Linked DNA regions of Homo sapiens: region 1 is linked to region 2. Evidence: chromatin contacts called from ENCODE Hi-C data. All regions are on one chromosome and are shown on one strand. Each heading gives the region's core, a stretch centred on a gene start or an enhancer-like site at or near the end of the contact. The rest is flanking DNA. Distances are from core to core; before and after follow the strand shown. Region 1 overlaps LOC107987108 (a long non-coding RNA gene). Region 2 overlaps LOC107987108 (a long non-coding RNA gene).

Region 1 (6,669 bases), core at 3,545-6,044, 310 kb before region 2:
GTCCATTGAATGTAATAAGTGAGGTGGTAACTCCAGATTCTCTTGGGTTGCTGCAGCTGACAAGCTGTGTTTGTTTTAGGTCTTCTCCTTGGCCCTTTAAAGTGGCTTCCTCTTTTCTGACATGCTCCAGTGGAAGCAGCTGCAAAAACCAAAGGGAGAATGAAAAATCCTCTTTTCAGATTAGACTGAGAATAAAATCCAGAAAGCACAACCTGATTAGAATGGAATGATATTGATCCTGCTTCACTTCCACCCTTATAAAAATAACAATTTCTTCACTGCTCTTTGCTTTCAACCTTTCGGTGCATCTAGTTCGCCCTTTTGGTATTCATTCCCTCATCTCTCTTTTATCCCTCAATGTACTACAGCAGGATTCCATCCTGTATCACCTCACTGGAGCTGCTTAGGCAATGAATAGTCTCCTAATTGACAAATGTGAGGTTTGATTTTTATTCTGTCTGTCATTTGATATCTGCATTTCTTTTTTGTCTACGATGATTCTGTCTCCTAGAAAATCTCCTTCTATGACCCTGAAATCTCTTAAATGTCTTCTTCCTCTTTTGGCTTCACCTTTTCACTGTTTTTCTTGCCTCCTCTTTCTTTACCACCATTAACGTGTTGGTATTCCCCAAGATTCTATTCTTGGCTGCCTCTTCTCTTCTCTTCTTCTTTTTTCTTTTTTTTTTTTTTTTTTTTTTGAGACGGATTCTTGCTCTTGTTGCTCAAGCTGGAGTGCAATGGTGCGACGTTGGCTCACTGCAACCTCTGCCTCCCAGGTTCAAGTGATTCTCCTGCATCAGCTTCCTGAGTAGCTGGGATTACAGTTGCCCACCACCATGCCTGGCTAATTTTTTGTATTTTTAGTAGAGGTGGGGTTTCACCATATAGGCCAGGCTGGTCTTGAACTCCTTACGTCAGGTGATCCACCCAACTCAGCCTCCCAAATTGCTGGGATTACAGGCATGAGCCACCACACCTGGCTCTTGGCTGACTTTTCTACTTTCCAAGCTCTTTAGGTGATTGCCTTCAATACCATGAGTTTAGCACGTGAACACCAGTGTTTCCAAAATATGTATTTCCAGCTGAGATTTCTCTCTTGGAACTTCAGTTACATATTTCCAATCATCTAGGTGACACATCCTTCGACTATGTAACCAAAGGCAATTCAAACTCAATACATTTAAAACTGAATTTATTTTATTATCTTCTCCACAAAACACCTGGATCCTCTTCCTATATTTCCTACCTTGGTTAATGATGCCGTCATATACCTTCCAGAAATCCAGAAGTTGAATAATAATAATTCTTTTCTGCCCATGCAATTAATCACCAGGTCCTATAGATTCTACCCAATAAATGTCTCTCATGTGTATTTTGTCCTCTTCATTCAACATGCCATTGCCCACATACCTTCTACCAATTCCATCCTCTCTACTGCCATCAAAATTGTCTTTCTAAAGTATAGATGTCTTTCTAAAATCTTGGCACACACCTGGTTAAAAACTGTATTGAGGCCGGGCATGATGGCTCATGTCTGTAATACCATCACTTTGGTAGGGTAAGGCAGGTAGATTGCTTAAGCTCAGGAATTTGAGTACAGCCTGGACAACATGGTGAAACATCGACTCTACAAAAAAAATACAGATATTAGCCAAGTGTGGTGGCATGTGCTGAAGTGGGAGGATGAAGTGGCGGGAGGCTGAAGTGGGAGGATGGCTTGAGCCTGGAAAGTCAAGGCTGCAGTGAGCTGAGATCATGCCACTACAGTCCAGCCTGAATGACAAACTGAGAACCTGTCTCAAAAAACAAACAAACAAACAAAAAACCCCAAAACAAAGCAAAAAAAACACACCAAAACCAAAAAAACTTTATTGAATGAAAAATGAGGTTTAAACTCCTTAGGAGGAAAAACATGGTCCCTTCCATGAAGGAAATTAATCTCCTACATACTACCATGGCACTTTGTATATACTTCTATAATGGTTTTTGGAATATAATATATGGTTACTTTATTTTATTTTTTGAGATGGAGTCTCTGTCGCCCAGGCTAGAGTGTGGTGGCATGATCTCCGCTTACTACAACCTCCGCCTCCCAGGTTCAAGCGATTCTGCCTCAGCCTCCCAAGTAGCTGGGACTACAGGTGCCCGCCACCATCCTGGCTAATTTTTTTTTTTTTTTTTGTATTTTTGTATTTTTAGTAGAGACAGGGTTTCACTGTGTTGACCAGGCTAGTCTTGAACTCCTGACCCCGTGATCTGCCCACGCCGGCCTCCCAAAGTGCTGGGATTACAGGCGTGAGCCACCAGGCCTGGCCAGTATGTGGTTATTATATATACTACATATGTGATTTATCAAATGGACTATAAAACTCCTTGAAACAAGAGCCATGTCTTTTATTTTTGTATTTCTAGTGCTAACCACACAGAATAAAACTAGATTTAAATAAAGTGAACAAATGGATGAACTGGGGAAGAAATGTTGAAAGATTTGTTCTGTACAATGACCAACATCAAATGATCGAAGTATAAGACATTGATGGGGTGATATGAAAATAGTGAAAATGGGAGAGGTCACCAGTTTATAAAAGTCCATTAACTGGAACACTGGATAATTTGTCATTTCAGAACACGCTCTGTGCTTTTTCAGGACCTGCCTCCATGGTGGTTTTAAGATATGTCTAAAAATTCTTGACACTCCTCTCTTTTAAAAATGGAGCCTGATTTCCCTCCCTTGAATGTGAGTCAGACTTCATGACTTGCCTCTAACAAATAGGATGTGGCAGAAAAGATGTCATATGACTTCCGAGGCTAGATCATTAAGAAGGTAGCTTCTGTTGGCTCTTTCTCTTCTTTTGATTGCTTATGTTAGGGAAAGCCCATTTCCATGCTATGAAGACACTCACACAGCCTATGAAGAGGCCCCTGTGAGGAGGAACTGAGGCCTCCACCACCAACCAGCCACAACTTTCCAGCCGTGTAAATGAATCACCTTGAATGAAAATTTTCTTGCCAGTCAAGCCTTCAAATGACTACAGCCCCAGCCAATATCTTAACTGAAACTCCATGAGAAATTGCAAGATAAAATTGCCCAGCAAGCATGCTCTGGAATTTCAGACCCACAGAAACTGTAAGAATAATCAATGTTTATTTTTGTTTTAATCTACTGGCTTTTTAAGTAGTTTGTTATGCAGTAATAGATAGCTAATACATGCTCTACTAAGAATAATTCTTCTTTTGATCTCTTAGCATCCCATGTATTCTTTCAGGTCTAATTTGTTATGCAGCAATAGATAGCTAATGCATTCTGTACTAAGAATGACCCTCCTCTTGATCTTTTAGAATCTCATATATTCTTTCAGGTTCTGCTTCCGTTGTCCTGGATTATTCCCAGCTTCCTCCAGTCAGAGCTGATATTTACCTCTTGTAGTTTTACCTCCTTTTATTGCTTAATATTATTTATTCTTTTAGCAAAAATGTATTCATTACTCAATCTGTGCAGTATTCTATGCAGGGCATGGAAACCAAAAGATGAATGACTCAAAATTTTTGAAAATGGTTTTCTCTCCAAATATGCCCACTTTTCCTTGAGAAAAAGATTTTGATTGTTCTTCATTGTTAAGTTGTTTTGGGGCTTAAAAGTGTGAGTGTTGGGTTAAGGTTGTCTGGATAAGCATCCAGGCTTAGCCTGTTTCCTGTCCCAGCTTACTACCTGACTTCGGACAAGTTACCTCTCAAGGCTTAAGTTTCTGTCTGTAAAATGGGCATAACAGTAATTCCTGTCTTACGTGGTTATTATGAAGGGTAAATGGGATCATACATGTTCAGTGCTTAGCATGGTACCTGACACTAAGTAAATTCTCAATAAACATGTTGTATTATTGTCATTGATTATCCCACTCAATATCTAGCATAGTGACTAAAATAGGGTAGGTATTCAGGAGAGAAATGTTTGTTAAATTAAAATGTAAATGGAATAGGTTACTTTTGATATTGGAGGATAGATAGTCAGAAAAGCATTTCAGACATGAGGTGTCAGTCATTATTCATGCAGCACTGAGTCACTGAGTAAAATCAACTCAGTAACTTATTAATTGTTTAATTAACTTATTAAATGTTTAGTTACTATGTGCCATTAACTAGAGACATAGGAAAATGAGTGAAAGACATAGAAGGGCCAAGTGTTTGGACACTGGAGAAAACGTTTCTTAACCCAGGTGCTTCCATGGGAAAGCAAATTCCCTACTGCCAGAGTCCTAGATTCAGCAAATATTTATTGAGCCACTATTATATGCCAGGCAGTGTTACAGGAGCTTGGGGTACAGCGAATTTTCATTCATTTGATAAATATTTATTGAACACCTTTTTTGTGTGTGTGCCATTCTTTCAGTTCCATTCTGTGAACAAAACAGATGAGGATTTCAGCTTTCATGGACCTTTCTCACAAGGAGAAATGGACAATAAATCATATTCACCTTTGATGATTAACACTGAGTGTTAACTTGATTGGACTGAAGGATGTAAAGTATTGTTTCTGGGTGTATCTGTGAGGGTGTTGTCAAAGGAGATTAACATTTGAGTCAGTGGACTGGGAGAGGCAGACCCACCCTCAACCTGGGTGCGCACAATCTAATCAGCTGCTAGCATGGCTAGAATAAAACAGGCAGAAGAAGTTGTAAAGAGCAGACTTGCTGAGTCTTCTGGCGTTCATCTTTCTCCTGTGCTGAATGCTTCCTGCCCTCGAACATCAGACTCCAAGTTCTTCAGCTCTTGGACTCTTGGACTTACCCCAGTGGTTTGCCCAGGGGCTCTTGGGCCTTGGCCAAAGACCAAACAAAGGCTGCACTGTCAGCTTCCCTACTTTTGAGGTTTTGGGACTCAGACTGGCTTCCTTGCTCCTCAGCTTGGAGATGGCCTATTGGGGGACTTCACCTTGTGATCGTATGAGTCAATACTCCTTAATAAACTCCTCTTCATCTATACATCTATCCTGTTAGTTCTGCCCCTCTAGAGAACCCTGACTAATACATCATCCTACCTAGTTAATGATATAATTTGTTAGAAGATAATAGAAGCTATGAGAAAAAGGAAAAGAAAAAGTACAGCAAGATAACAAGGATCAGATATGCCAGGGTTAGTGTATGCAGGGGACTTTGCAGTTTGGTATATTTCTCACTGAGAAAGTGAGATATTGATGAGCAAAACTAAGGTCCTCTTCTACCATCTAGTGAAAGAGACAGACAAGAAGAAAGAAAATAAATCATTAGTGGCTGGGCATGGTGGCTCACACCTGTATCCCAGCACTCTGGGAGGCCAAGGCAGGTGTGGATCATTTGAGACCAGGAGTTTAAGACCAGCCTGGGCAATATAGCAAGACTCTGCCTCTACAAAAAATTATAAAAATGAAAAAAAGTAATGATAAATATCATTAAAAAATAGGATAATGTGAGAAAATCAAGGTCCTAGCTCTGGATATCTGTGCCCTTCCAGGTGGGAAGCCCAGGCCACTACCAGTCCTGCCCATCTGGCTGAAAAGAGTCTCTATTGAAGCACACACCTATGTTATGACCACCTCCTGTGTGTCTGTGAATAGGACAGCAGAACTATTATGTGTTGTAGCAGGTATTGTATTCCAACAAATTGGTCGACAAAAGAAGAGACATTCGTAATCTGTTAGTCATATTTCTGGTGGTGTAAATGGGTGATGATGGATCACTCTAACTAAAAGGTAGACTCTAGCCTCTCTGCACAGGACTGGAGGAGAAACTGTGTGAAGTTTGCCACTGTATAGACAGTATAGGATGTTGTCCTACAGTGGGAAAGATTTGCTTATTATGAGAACAGAATTTCTCATAGGTTTGAATTTGATCTTTAAATGAGGACTATTAAAGGGAGATGGCTCTTTCAGTTTTCTAACATAAATTTTAATTTTATTCCTGATAGATGAGATGTGGCTATGTCTCAGGTTTAAGAAGGAATGATGGGGTTGTGAAATGTTTCTCTTTCAGTTTGGTTGAAAGTAGTAGGAACTCAGAGTTTACATACCCTTAAAAGGGCTGTAGAGAGTGGGGAATATTCAGAGCACAGCCACAAAAGGTGATTAAAGGACCTGGGGAGGAAGGGAAATTAAAATTATTAGGCCTGCAGAAGGGCATGTGTGTGGCCAGGGTGAGAAGAGAAGGGAAGAAAAGGGAACTGACTTAATAATTGTTCTCTTGCCACTAGGGGTAGAACGAGAGGAAACAGGCTTAAATGAAAACAGGATAATTTAAGATAAGAAAGCTGAGTTTTTTCCCTGGGTTCTGGAGGCTGACGTCTCTTCTGTAAGATCTCCAGGGAAGATACACATCAGTCTGGTGTAGTTTATTTTAGCTTTAGTAAACATTTTACCCAAGGTGTGTAGCTTTGTCCATCTCTTTCAATGCTTCCAGCTGGTAAACTGAGAATACATATGATGTCTGAAAGCCGCGTTAGGCTGAAGAAATCTGATCTTAGTGTCGGGTATTGAATTTCCAATTAGAATGCTCATTTGCCCTCTGTGCTGCACACTCTGGGCCTTGGGCTAATTTAAATGGAGTATTTTCAGTGGATCCTGCCTAGAGACAGGAAGGTGGCTTAGGGGCCATCTCCTGCTTTCTTTTATTCTCAACGTACTGTGGGAAATACTGTTTA
Region 2 (7,255 bases), core at 3,021-5,520:
TGGAACTTCTGAATACAGAAACTAAGAAAATCACTGTGCGTTGTTTTGTGCCAGTAAGTGTGTGGTAATTTGTCATGGCAGCAGTAAGAGACTAATAAGTGGAGTTATGGTGTGAACCTGTGGTTCTCAACATTGGAGTGTACTAGAATCAGCTGGGGAGCTTTTAAAAATTCTCAGCTGGAGCACACCCCAGGCAATCATGTGAGAATCTCTGGGTGTGAGACCCAGGAATCAGAAATTTATCAACTCCCACGTGATTCCAATGTGCTACCAAAGTTGAGAAGCAATGATTTAGTGGATGGAACCTCCACAGTGTTTGGAGTCAAGAAAGTTGGGTTCAAACACTATTTCTATCATTTCAAGGTTAAGCTCAATTCAGTTGGCCTGCATATTAAATGTGCATGCACATCTGTATATTTATATCTATAAAATATTAATATATGTATATATACATCAAAAACTCCTGCAAAGTGAGCAGTTATATGTCAGTGAAGTTTTACATGTAGAGTCCAGCACATGGTAAATGCATGTAATGGAAGTTATTTTGCTAAAACTGAGTAGTTGAAAGCTACTGAAGAGATTTTTAAAATCTTCCTCTAGTAACATAAACAAAAAATGCTTAGTTTCCTATTGTATGTTTTTCTGGGCCCATGTGTCTCAAAGTATGTTCTAATTTGAGATCCATCTTTAGATTTATGTCAGATCACTGGCATGTTGAGGAAAGCAAGATGGTTTTATGAAATTTTTTTGTTTTTGACCATGAGCATACTAAACCAGTCCTTCTTATTTGAGGTTTTCTGCACTTCACTGCTAACTTTCAGGCTCAGATTGTAGGCCGTGTCCTCAGGCAATTTCCTTAACTTTGCCTTCAGCCTTCATTTCCTTGTTAGTAAAAGAGGGACCACAATTCTCTTTCCCATCCGTAAGTGTTACGGGATTTGAGAGAGCAAGCGTAAAATATCTAGCACAATGCCTGGCCTGCAGTCATGACTTGACAAATGCTATTTTTGTAGTAATATGGGTCAAGTCCAAATCCAACTAATGGAATGGAAGAATAAAGTGGAAAGTCAGTGGTTGTGAAAATAGAAGAGAGGGAGTTGCTCAGGGCTTTGGTTTGGCCAGATGTCCATGGTTTTACAGGTTTCCAGCAGGTGTATAGCTTGAGCACAGCTGTGTGCAGGAGCTCTGGCCTGCTGAACACCAGATACTGGGCCACGCCTTTGGAAACACAGAGACATGGGAAAGCTGGTTGGCTTCACGGACATTTAAGAGTGCAACAGGCCACTTGCTGCCCAAATAATGCAAGTGTTTTCAGTTATGCCTCCTCACTCAGTTGTTAAGCCCTTGAGGGCAGAGGCTTTGGTTCATGGTTCTTTGTCATCTAATTTCCTTGCTCAATTCTGGGCACAGTGTAAATGCACAATAGAATCTTGCTGTTTCATTAGCCCATAAGAGTCACATAAAAATGATTAAGAGAAATGTAACACATTCTATCTTCCTTTCCATTTCAATAAGTTGAAAGTAGCACAGTTCTTGAAACCAGGGGCGTAGGGTTGCAGTTCAGACCACAGAATTAGTACATGGGTGAGCCCTTTCTCTGTGTGATCTTGGCTAAGTCACTGGCCTTTCATCTGTCTAATGGTGTTGGAGTGATAGCAGCATTCTATCTTCAGTGCCTCTCTTACAGGGTTAGTACCTGAAACAAGTAATATGAGGGTGAAGGATTTCCATAAATTTGAAATAAAGTAATAGTTTTGGTTTCAAAAGAGGTAAAGCTCACATCTGATTGGGGAGATAACGGGTGAATTTTTGAAGAAGCCATTTAAGGGTAACACCTAAATAAATTTTCTTTTTTACGTTATTCAGGATTCAGAGTCTCCTGTTTTCCAAATGCAACTGGTAGAAACATGTTAATAGTGAAAACGGATTGGATAGGCCATGGGCTATAAACCACTCAGACCTAGGCTCAAATCCCAACATATGCACTTAACGTATGTGGAATCTCAGTCAAGATAAAACTTCTCTGACCCTTAGCATCGTTTTCTTCAAATGGAAGTGATGCTTTTGAAATGGTAGGGCTGGCCATTATGAACGTTCACTGCATGCCTCCGATTGTGCCTGTATCATGTTATGTGAAAAACTTCAGTTTCCCTTCATGGGGGTTTCTCAAGAAGCCCAGTTGTTTACAGGATAGATTATAGTTGTGTGGATAGATTATAGTTGGAGGTCTTCCCCTGCTAAAAGATAATAATCATTTATTTAGGTTATAATTTTTAAAGACATTTATTATTATTTGTATGTTTATATATTAAATACATAATTATGTTTATTTTAAAGTATATGTTAAATGTATCATATATACATAGATATACTATATATGTACATATATTACACACACACACACACACACATATATATATATACACATTCCTGTAGTAAAAAATTAATACTAATGAAACAAAAGTTATCTCAGTCCCCTTTTTAGAGGTAGATTTTCTTTCTTAAACATCAGTTTTTATCAGAAAAATATAAGGCGAAATTATTGTTTTATCTGATTTCAAGGATCAGACAGCTGGAATCTGTTCCCTTGAGAGTGTCAAATCTAACACTATCCTCAGGAGGCTCTAGAGAACAGTACTTAGCAAACCTAGTGATTTGTGGGTTGGTGATCTCTTCCAGGATGCTAATTGGGGCCAGATCAGCTGTTTCCAGGCACTCCTAAAATGCCCTCTCTATTTACTCTGCCCTTTACCCCTGCCAAGAACACACCACTGTGGCACAGTGTAGAGGAAAGAACATGGGAATCGGGAGACAGCAGTGCTGAAAGCCTGGTGGGGAACACAGGCAGGTTATGGAAACTCTGCTTCTCAGTGTCCTCATCTGTGAAATGGGAATTGTTTGTTACAACTGTGTCCCAGGATTGCTATGAACATTAAATAGCATCATGCTTTCAAATCTCGAAATATTTATAAAATATGAAACATTCTGGTGACACACACGATAAAGAATGGAAGAAAATTTGGAAGAGAAAAGAACAGAAAGCCATAATAAATTTGATTGCATATTACTCCTAATAGTACTCTTAATGTCATAAAACCCCATTGGTTTCATCTTCAGTATTGTACTGTATCTACTCACACTACAGTTTATAGCTCTGGAATGGTTTGTAACAAAGACCTTCATTCAACAAAATTTATCAAGCACCTACTAAGTGCCAGCCTTGACCATGCAAGTGAACAAAATGACTTGCCCTCGTGGTGCTTTTATGGCTTTAGGAAATCCCAGGATGTCAGCCCAAGAGAGTTCTCTGACATGCACCTACTACAGTGAGGTCCCGGGTCTTGCATTCTTCATCTTCCACCTAATATAATTCTGGGTCCCAGATCCCTCAAAAACCCACCACTTGGCTTTAGTCCAGGACAGGAATTTGGAGTTTTGAGCTAGGCTAATGTTTGATGCTCAGAAGTTGGACAGGAACATGTGCTCTGTGCCAGCCATGCTTTTTGAGAACTGGTGTCTGGGTTTAATTTCTACTGTCTGTCAGAGAGAAGCTTTGATCAGACTCTGCATTTTTTCACTTCAACTAAGTGACTAGAGGCTACTACTTGCCCATTTCTACCGCCTCTGTGTGAGCTCTGGTTTGGCAGGAATCTCAGAGATTTATTTCCATGAATTCCCTGGAATTGCCCTGCCCATCATTTCTCTCTCCTTTCCAGTCTCAGCACAGTTAGTGCTGGAGGTTGAGTGAGGGAGCCAGTGTGTGTCCAGGAAGGTATGGGATGAGAAATGGGGAGGGAGACCCACACATATTGCAGAAGGAAGTGCAGCAGGAATAAGTGACTGCAGCTGGGTCTTAATGGCTTTTCTTCTCTGCCGTCATTTTCCTTTAAGCCCAAAAGAAACTCTTTGTAATACGTGTTAAAATTATGGTTCAGATTTCTGATGATCAAGTTACATAGATTAAAGTAATGGATACCAGACTCTGCATCAATTCAGGTATAAATATGGATGAAATGAATGTACATTATCCACTGTTATAAATCTACATGTTCAAGGAAAGACATAAATCTCCTGAACCTTTCCTACCTCAGGCTATGAAGGTGTTGTTGTTTTTTTTCCCAGTGTTTTCGATGAAATTATAATTTGGAGTAATTTGCTGGTTTTGCAGAAACTTCCAGCTTTTTTTTTTTTTTACAAGAAAGGGTAGAGTATATTATTTACAATGGTGAGTCATTAAAATGCTCCAGGAAGTCATTGTTGCAGAGGGGGTTGGAGAGGGAAGGGGTTATGCGGCATTCCAGATGTGCATGTGTGGAGAGCGGTGGTGCATTTGGAGAAATTTATAGCACCTGGTTCCATTGTAAAGGGTCTTGGCCTGGGGGCATTTCTCTTCTCTTCCCCTCCCTTCAGCCCTATCACCACTGTACACACAGGGGCTCAAAGGTGGCAGTGCCTGATGGGCACAGGGCCACAGGACGTTGTGGTCTGGCAGGAAAGAGGGACTTTTCATTCCGTCTAAGCCACAAAGCTGATGAAAGTGTCTGCTCTCCTTGCAGCCTGGGGCCCCCTCACATGAGCAAGAGCAAGTCTCATAGTGAAAGAGAAAAAACAGAGCCAAGCACTCTGCAGAAAGAAGTGCATACTCCAGCTCTGCTGTGCAATAACTGCATGTTTGGGTACCTCTTATCTCTTTGGTTTTCAAAATCTGTAGAATGGAGATAATAGTATGCATTCCATAAGGTTGGTGTGAGGAATAAAGGAAATTATAGGTGTGAAGACACCTAGCACAACTCCTTTACCTTCCTGCTGAAACTCCCCACTTGTAGGGATGAAAGACTCTTGGCCGCCATTGTTCCAAATTGCATCATAAATTCTCAACCATTTTCTCATCTTTTATGGCTCTTAAATCCCCTTAGCTAAGTCTACTGCTCCATCTACATGGAGGTTCAGCTATTTCTAAAGTCCTGAGTTATAAATGAAGAACTCACCAAGGAGACCCAGGCTCTTTCCATAAGATTGCTCCACTCTCCCTCCTCTGTGGCATCCACATCATAAGCTCGCAGCCACCTTGCCCTCATTCCAGCCAGCAGAAGGGAAAAGGTGAAAAGCAGGGCATGCCCTTGCCCTTTAAGGACTAACCTGGAAATGACCTGCTTCACTTTCTGTTACTTTCCACTGGCCTGAATTTAGTCACAGGGCTATACCTAATCATGAAGGGGGTTAGGGAAAGTATTCTTTACTTGAGTTAGCTATGGACCTAGCTACATTCACTTACCATGGAAGAAAGGGAGATGGATACTGGGGGACAATTAGCGTTCTCTTCCAGAGGAGGTCACAGGATTTGTGCCAGAAACTCAAGTAGAGCCATATGCTGGAAGAGAGAGATTTTAGGCTCTGTAGGGGTTGAGAATGGATGACTGTAATCCCATGAATCATGAAATGTATCTGTTTAATAATCAGATTAATCAGGATGTAGCCGTGTGGCTTGCTTTGTTAATGTGCTAATTCCAGGGACTACAGTAACTGGGCCCGTCCTATTATGGGTCAAATAAAATTTACCTTCCTGTGTAGCCACAGACAGTCATCTCATGCCTACCCGATGTGCTTTTTACCTCTGTACCCCCAGTGCATTTCCCACAGCCTGCCACACAGATTTTCATTCAACAGTTGTTGAATGAATGGATGAGTTAATGTGAGAGTAAATAAAAGGACAAGCAATGACTGGGCAACAGGATGTGGGTATGTGGGGATGTCAGTGGGTACTTTCATAAATAGAACCAAACCATCTCTACTCTCCTGAGCCCATCACCTCCCTTACTCTTAAGAAATGTCCTTGCTTTGAATTTAGACAGAGAAAATAAAAAAACATTTTCAGTACCTACACTGGCCCAAACAAACTTATTGGCATCTACATTCATCCTTTCTCCCTTCCCTTCTGCTAAATCGGGTAAAGTATTTCCCTGGGAAATACTTCCCTCGGGCTCCTTCAGGCTTTAAATACCTTCAAATTTCTCCCACGTTAAAAAAAAACTAAATATTCACTGAATCCTTACCTGCGGTTGTATCTTATCCTCCACCTTCACAGCCAAACTTCTTAAAAGAATTGGCTGAACTCACTGTTTCCTCTTTTTACCTCCCATTCCCTCTCTATCTTATTGATGTTTGGTTTACATCCCTGCCTCTAATCTGACACTCCCCTGATAAAAGTTACTGATGATCTCCCTGTTGCAAATGCCAAGGGCATTTTCTTTCTTTCTTTCTATTATTATTATTATTTTTATGAGACAGTCTCCGTCTGTCGCCCAGGCTGGAGTGCAGTGGCACAATCTCGGCTCACTGATACCTCCACCTCCTGGGTTCAAGCGATTCTTGTGCCTCAGCCTCCCAAGTAGCTGAGATTACAGGTATGTGCCATCACGTCCAGCTAATTTTTTTGAATTTTTACTAGAGATGGGGTTTCTCCATGTTGCCTAGACTGGTCTCGAACTCCTGGCCTCAAGTGATCCACCAGCCTTGGCCTCCCAAAATGCTGGGATTACCTGTGTGAGCCACCCGCAGCTGGTCAGCCAAGAGAATTTTCTAGTTCTTATCTCATTTGGCCTCTTGAAAGCATTTGATTCTGTTGATTACTCTTTTTGAGAAGTTCTCTTCCCCCGGGTCATGCAAAACACCACCCATCCTGGTTTTCTTCTGCTGCTTCTTGGGATGCTTTCTCTATGTCTCCTTATGGGCTCCCTTCTTCTGCTAATCAGTAAATGTTAGTGTTTCTCAGGCATCTGTTCTGGGCTAGCTTTTATTCTACTTTACACACAGATCCCTGGATATATCATTCACTGCCATTGTATTTATGCAGATGTAATGCATACTCACATGATACCCAAATATATATTTCTAGGCTACTCTTCTCTCTAGAGTACAGATTTAACTAGCTCCTCGACATCTTCTCTTAGATATTCTAGAGGCACCTAGAACACTGTGTAAAATTAGATGCGAGTCCTGTCACTTATTATCCTTGTGCCTTGCTTTTGCTTCACTGGTAAAGTGAAGGTCATAATGATTCAGGATTTTAATGAGGTCAAATGGGTCAATATATGGGAATGTGCCGTGTGTACTGTAAAGTGCTATATGCATGTGAAGGATGACAATTACCTTATAACAACCAACAAGGCTTCACTGAATACTTACAGTGTGTCCATCGTGGTTCTGAATGTCGGACTCATTCAGAATAGACTAGAACGAGCCATGCCTCCTGTCC

Evidence for each region. Hi-C counts contacts between places; a loop is a spot of excess contacts on that map. Pooled maps may share reads with other maps.
Region 1: a loop to region 2 is called in a pooled map, with 2.8 times the contacts of the local background. The contact joins two enhancer-like sites. A Hi-C loop is called at or near these places in 4 of 37 single-sample maps with no recorded cell type and 2 of 50 pooled maps.

The regions. Positions count from the first base shown.
Region 1 is chr9:106,105,022-106,111,690 of GRCh38, forward strand. The region is part of intron 3 of LOC107987108 (a long non-coding RNA gene); the gene reads left to right. Among named protein-coding and RNA genes, the nearest start is that of TMEM38B, 410 kb to the left of the region's middle. Within about 2 kb of position 4,795, at least 2 of the 41 ENCODE cell types and tissues checked have a DNase peak (open chromatin) inside an H3K27ac peak, as active enhancers do.
Region 2 is chr9:106,416,306-106,423,560 of GRCh38, forward strand. All of the region lies in intron 3 of LOC107987108 (a long non-coding RNA gene), which reads left to right. Among named protein-coding and RNA genes, the nearest start is that of MIR8081, 180 kb to the right of the region's middle. RefSeq lists an enhancer at 4,465-4,544. Within about 2 kb of position 4,271, at least 2 of the 41 ENCODE cell types and tissues checked have a DNase peak (open chromatin) inside an H3K27ac peak, as active enhancers do.